2 separate regions of the Mus musculus genome follow, and region 1 is linked to region 2. The links are chromatin loops, found by intact Hi-C in ENCODE. Cell type or tissue: heart. All regions are shown on one strand. Links, peaks and the distances in the headings refer to the core of each region. The heading gives the core; the rest is flanking DNA.

Region 1 (2,916 bases), core at 169-2,668, 120 kb after region 2:
GTTGCCGGGCGGTGGTGGCCTTTAATCCTAGCACTTGGGAGGTAGAGGCAGGTGGATTTCTGAGTTCAAGGCCAGCCTGGTCTAAAAAGTAAGTTCCAGGACAGCCAGGGCTATACAGAGAAACCCTGTCTTGAAAAAAACCAAAAAACAAAAAAAAAAACAAAAACAAAAAAACCAAAAAACCCAAAAAACAAAAACAAAACAAAACAAAACAACAAACCAAACCCCCCCCCCCCAAAAATCAAGCAAAAACAAAAACAAAGTTACTGTTTGTTATATTTTGATATAGTACACCTGATAAAAACGTTTCCTTTGTGGAATAAAACATTTTGTGGGCTTTTTCTTATAAATTCTTGGTAAGATTGTAAAATCTTCATCTTCCTTAGAATATCCTTTTAGTGCAAAAAGGGCTTTCTTTGTTCCAGGAAGGTGAACTCTCAAATCAGTCAGCTTGAAGGAAACAGGGTAGAGCCAGCCTTGGGTCAGGTGCTGGCTGACCTAGCGCCCAGTGGCTCCTGCTGTGAATGACTGGGTATGGTGCATTTCTCTGAGGCGTTGTTTTCTGAAAGGGAGGGAAGAAGGTATGGAAAGACACGGGAGGAAGTGGTTTTATTCAAGGTGATTATTCAAGTTTCTTCCAGCGACAGAATTTTGAATTTACTCTCATGAAAGCAACAAAAGTCACACAACACAGCAGAGGAAACTGAAGGCAAGAGTCTCCAAATGTCTTTCTCTTTCTCTTACAACTTTCTAAGGAAGTGATTTGGAGCAGATAGTATCTACCTGAACAACTTAGTGACTTTCTTCTTTTCAACAGGAAGAAACTGTACTTGGTGGCTTTTAGGGAACTTCCTTCTCCTTTTCCTCTTTCTCCTCCCCCTTCCCCTCCTTCTCTTCCTCCTCCTCCTCCTCCTCCTCCTCCTCCTCCTCCTCCTCCTCCTCCTCCTCCTTCTCCTCCTCCTCCTCCTCCTCCGCCTCTTCTTCTTTTGAGACAGGGTTTCTCTATGGTCTATGTCGTCCTGGATATCCTGACACTCACTACGCAGGCCAGAGTGACTTTGAACTTAGAGAGTTTCCTGACTGCCTCCTGAGTGCCAGGATTAAAGGCATGCACCACCACACCTGGCTCCTTTCAGGAACCAAGTTCATTGCTCTGAATGAAGATAGATTATTAATTTGTGTAACATTAACTTCCTTTTTATAATGATGACGTGGCTTCTTTTCTTCTTAGGTGATAAAGGAAAATGTGATTATCATATCTGCTAAATACTGATAATTTTAACACAATTCTCCCAGAGATTGTTAACTAAATAGTGTGGTTTCATTACTCTTTACAGTCTAACAAATGTCACTTATTCCCCACAATCAATCAAACCTCTTTTCTCTCTCGGACAGCATTATGTATGAAAGAAATAGTTTAACATAGGGAAATATTAATCTTAAACCACAGCTCCCTCTAGTGGAGATGTAGTATAGTGTACAATGTGGGGCCAATAAGATTGGAAAGCCAAATCACTGTGGGCACTTTCTGAATATATAGAGTGCAAACTTCCCTTGTTGATGCAAAACTGGGCTACTGATTGGAGTTGGGTCTGGAACCTTCATATTTAACAAATAAGCAGCTGATCCGCTGGCAACCCACAAGCTGACCTTTGGAAACCAGTGCATTGAGATGGTGCATAAAAATCACCTTCAACTTTGTATGACCACCTTCAAAATTTCCTTAAAAGCTCCATCTCCATTGTGACGGAAAACAATTGACCTTGATAGTCGATCAACATAGAGCTAAATTTCTGGACTTAGATTGAAAACTATTTGCAGCCATTAGCTACACTGTACAGACGCTTTCTCCAGGGTACTGACTGCCGTTTGATAAGGACCCAGTGACTGAAGTTAAACAAACTTACACTCAGCCTTTTGTGTGCATATAAGGAGTGTAGGATTGTCACCTGCTTGAAAAGTTTGCTCTAAATTTTAAAATAAATGATTATGGAATAAAGAACTCAAAGAATTTAGTAAACAGTAGCATTGTGATAGCCCTTACACAGTACGATTATAACCATGATTTTCTGATGTATTACAGACAGTGTCAAAGTTTAACCTTCCATTAGCAGTTTTCTGCCTTTAAAGATCTTTCTACAAAAGTGCTTGGGGTGCAATTGGGCCCAGGGATGCTTTGCCTCTGTCTTGAATCAGCTCTGCTATATAAACTCTGTGAGGCTCATGTTCTCGAAGCATAGTCTCCCTACATCTGCAGAGTGTGTAACTAACACTGTAACGCAATTTTAGAGTGATTCTTCCCAAAATGAAATCATGGAGTTCAAGTCTTTTCTGTTAGGTTTCAGATGCAAGTGGGTCCATGAAAGTAACACTGGTGGCTGAAGAAAACCCGTTCTCCATGGGAATGTTGCTTTCTGAAGAATGCTTCATTTTGGACCATGGTGCTGCAAAACAAATTTTTGTATGGAAAGGTAAGAGATGCCATTTCTATGGTTGAGGTATTTCAGATCTGATGTTCTCTTCCTAGGAGGTGAAAGAAAACATCCTGATTTTAAAGAAAAGCATCTCTCCTGAGAAATGGTTTGTAAGTCTCTCAGCTGGTGCAGCTGGTAGGCGAATGTTTGGAACCATTCAGCAAGGGTTAGGGAGCTAAGGAAAGCATTTGAAGCAGGGCGGTGGTGGGTCATGGCGCACGCCTTTAATCCCAGCACTTGGGAGACAGAGGCAGGTGGATTTCTGAGTTTGGGGCAAACCTGGTCTACAAAGTGAGTGCTAGGACAGCCAGGGCTACACAGAGAAAACCCTGTCTCAGGGTGGGGGGTGGGGGGGGGAAGTATTCGAGCATCAGAAATATACATTGTCAAATATACTGTCAATTACTGTGATAGTAAATGCATTTAATATGTCAGGGAATGT
Region 2 (2,916 bases), core at 206-2,705:
TCTCACAGCAGTTTATTTGGGGGGGAGTTAAGCATTTGCCTTAAGGTGGTACTTACTTGTCCTGGACTTTCACACACGATGCTTGCCCTCAACTCTTTCCTAACTAAAGACATGTATACAATTTGGTTCATTGTTTATCAGTCAATGCAGGTTAGTTTCTCTCGCCCACGAGTGCAAGTGGCTTCGTGAAACATCCCAGTTATCCTTTGGATTGATGTTCAAGTCAGAGTTCACACTAACCAGAGTTTCTTAGGAATGAATACAAAAAGCGTCAATCGTTTAAGGTCTTAACTGGAAGTTTGATTTATGTATTTCTGTGTAGAACATCAAGTTCAGAATTAAACATTGGGCGATTCAATTTTGGGAGGTTTGCTTTTCTGATTCATGAAATGTTGAGATGTAAATAATTTTGTTTTTGTCTTTTGTGCTTAAAATTGGGTAGATAGCATGCCTGGTGGGCTGAGTAACCTGGAAGTTTTTCACACACTCGATTTCATTCCTTAGAGCTAAAATGACTTTGGGCCTTATGTTTGCAATGTCTTCTTCCTTAGAGTCGTCTCTCTAACATTTTCAGTCACGGTCTACCTTGTCTGGCTCACATACAATGACTTACCTTGGTTGAGTCCATACTTAACTCTTCCGTCCCAGCCCAGCTCGGAGCCTACTTCAGCAGCATTAGTTGGTTCATATACCCGCAAGTCCAGGCATCTTAGTTTCCCACCACAGTCACATTGTTTGAACTCTGGTATTTATTCCTATTTCCATCTTGTGGCATATTCCTATGCTTTTTTTTTTTTTTTTTTTTTTTTTTTTGTTTAGTTAGGGTTTGAGGAATGAGAAATAAGCACTTAACCCATGCTTGAGATTACAAAGATGGAAATCTTAAGAATTCATTGAGTAACTTCTGCTGGCAACGATTGCTAAGAACCTGATGTTTAAGAATTGAGTTGAAAGTAGTGCCAGCCAGCCAACCACTGATTCTCAGCCAAATTACTGTAGCACAAGAATTAATTTCAAAACAATAGACTCAACTCTATGATGGCTGGGAATTGACTGGATACCATGAGGGGCATTTGAAAGAAATGTAAGGCCCTAGACATGTTTTCTACTGATTCAAAAAGCAGCATTTCAGTATTAAGAGAGCCGTCATATTCTGGTCAAGTCGTTGTCTACGAGTCAAAGTAAAGCCAGGTGCCTTCAGACAGGTTTGATGGATGGACACATGCATGGGGTTGTCTCATCGCTGCCACTTTACCCTCCCTGGCAGTGGAGGCTGTTTCCCATCTCTGGAGGACTAGTACTTGAGGTTATAATGTTAGAAGAAGGGGAAAACAGCCATCAAAACTGAAGCAAGTACTTCTGAGATGATAGGGGATTTGGGACAGATTGGGTAGTTAGAAGAGTTTTGGTTTTTGACCTGCATGACTAGATGATGGGAACATCTTCATTTTTTCTGAGCTTAGTTTTAATACAGGTGACAGCACTTAATGATAAAGGTATCAAGTGCATGGTCTTCTTGGTTCTCAAGCTATGGGAAGACCAAAAAATGTGAGATTCCTGTTCTCTGACAGTATAATAATGTCCCTAAAGAACCGTGTAAGAGAAGCTGGAACACACAGAGCTATAGAATGAGCGGGCACTTGTGAGCGAAGGCAGATCTTAAACAACTGCAAGTCTGTTTTCATCCAAACTGTGTGTGATCTGGCACCCGGAGCTTGCAGGCCCCAGCTCTCACTGTAGTACCTATTGTGTACACCAGAGGGCAGAAACTGCCTGCCACTTGTGGAAAGGAAACAAGGCTGCTATTTCCAAAAGGCAGGTGCGCTTCTGAAGCCCATTTTGGATGGAATGCTGAAGTGTGCAATCTTTGCACCCACAGACACTTTTTGTAAAGCTAATTGAAAGCCCAGGAGTCCCCGGACCTGCTGCTATAGTTTAGATCTCTGAAGTCTCCTTAAAGAAAAGTGTAGAAGGCTTGCATGGTCACCAGCCTGGAACCGCTGGAGAATGGTGGATCTTTAGGTGTGAGGCTTGGTTGAAGACAAGTCTTTGGCCCTTTCCTCTCAAGCCTCTTCTTTCAGCTGTACCTGTTACCATGTTTTCTATTTCTGCAAGCCTAGATCAGAGGTCTGAAACGGGGGGCGGGGGGGGGGGCTAGTATAAAGCTGACTTATTTTGGATACAGGGATGGAAATCTAACACATCAGCCACTCCGCTAGTTGTGTTATCACAGCTATCCTCCCTGTTTACTGAGGTCTCTGCACACCAGATGTCCCAGTGGCAGCTCCTGCCTGCTGCAGGGTATTTATACACAGGAGCACAGCACAGCAGAAGCGCTAGCTAGGAAATGTGCTGTCAGACGATACAGCCACTTCCACTGAGTAAGGACTTTCAACTTGAGCTTCATATGAACCACATCAGTTACCAACTGAATCCAGGCTTGCCGGTCTGTTGTTTTAAAGCAAAGCTTCACCAATTCGTATCTTAAACTCGGACATGAGAGCGGAAGCCACTGCAGGGAATCTTGTTATCGCTTGGCTACATTTACACTAAATATAGACCACCAATTATGTGCTGGGTTTACGGGCCTCAGGGGAGCACTTGTGAGCAGCAGGAAGATTAAGAGCGAACTACAGAACTGGTAGAAAGTTTGGCTGTAGTTGTTCCTGAGTAGTTGTCTTTTCTAGGAAACCGAGCATTGGAGGCTCACGTCTTTGTAAGTAATTTGCATGCTATTTCTTACTGAGACCGAATGATGATTTTTGAGTCCTTGGGGTTTTGATTGCATGTATTCTGTGCTTTTCGACTGCTCATAGAAAAGATGTAGACTTGATTTTTAAAATTACCTCCTGACTTGGAGGCATGAACTCAGGAATGCCGTTCATACGTGGCCGTGGCTCACTCAAGGAAGCATCG

Evidence for each region. A loop is a pair of places that touch in the nucleus more often than their neighbours do. Peaks named below come from ENCODE experiments on the same cell type or tissue, not always from the same donor. Only the 100,000 strongest peaks of a DNase experiment are listed, where the experiment ranks them.
Region 1: a loop joins it to region 2, with 8 times the contacts of the local background. A loop is called at or near these places in 3 of 42 quality-filtered maps.

The regions. Positions count from the first base shown.
Region 1 is chr12:40,081,197-40,084,112 of GRCm38, reverse strand. Scin (scinderin) reads left to right here. Exons shown (of 16, transcript NM_001146196.1): 6 at 2,339-2,471. Among named protein-coding and RNA genes, the nearest start is that of Arl4aos, 45 kb to the right of the region's middle. In heart, for the core only: a CTCF peak has its summit at 1,464 (motif pointing left); no DNase peak of the experiment used is centred there.
Region 2 is chr12:40,199,007-40,201,922 of GRCm38, reverse strand. Lsmem1 (leucine-rich single-pass membrane protein 1) reads left to right here and starts at 2,608. Exons shown (of 4, transcript NM_001033437.2): 1 at 2,608-2,716. In heart, for the core only: a CTCF peak has its summit at 1,747 (motif pointing right); DNase peaks (open chromatin) are centred at 1,792 and 2,332; H3K4me3 peaks cover 909 bases; H3K27ac peaks cover 1,016 bases.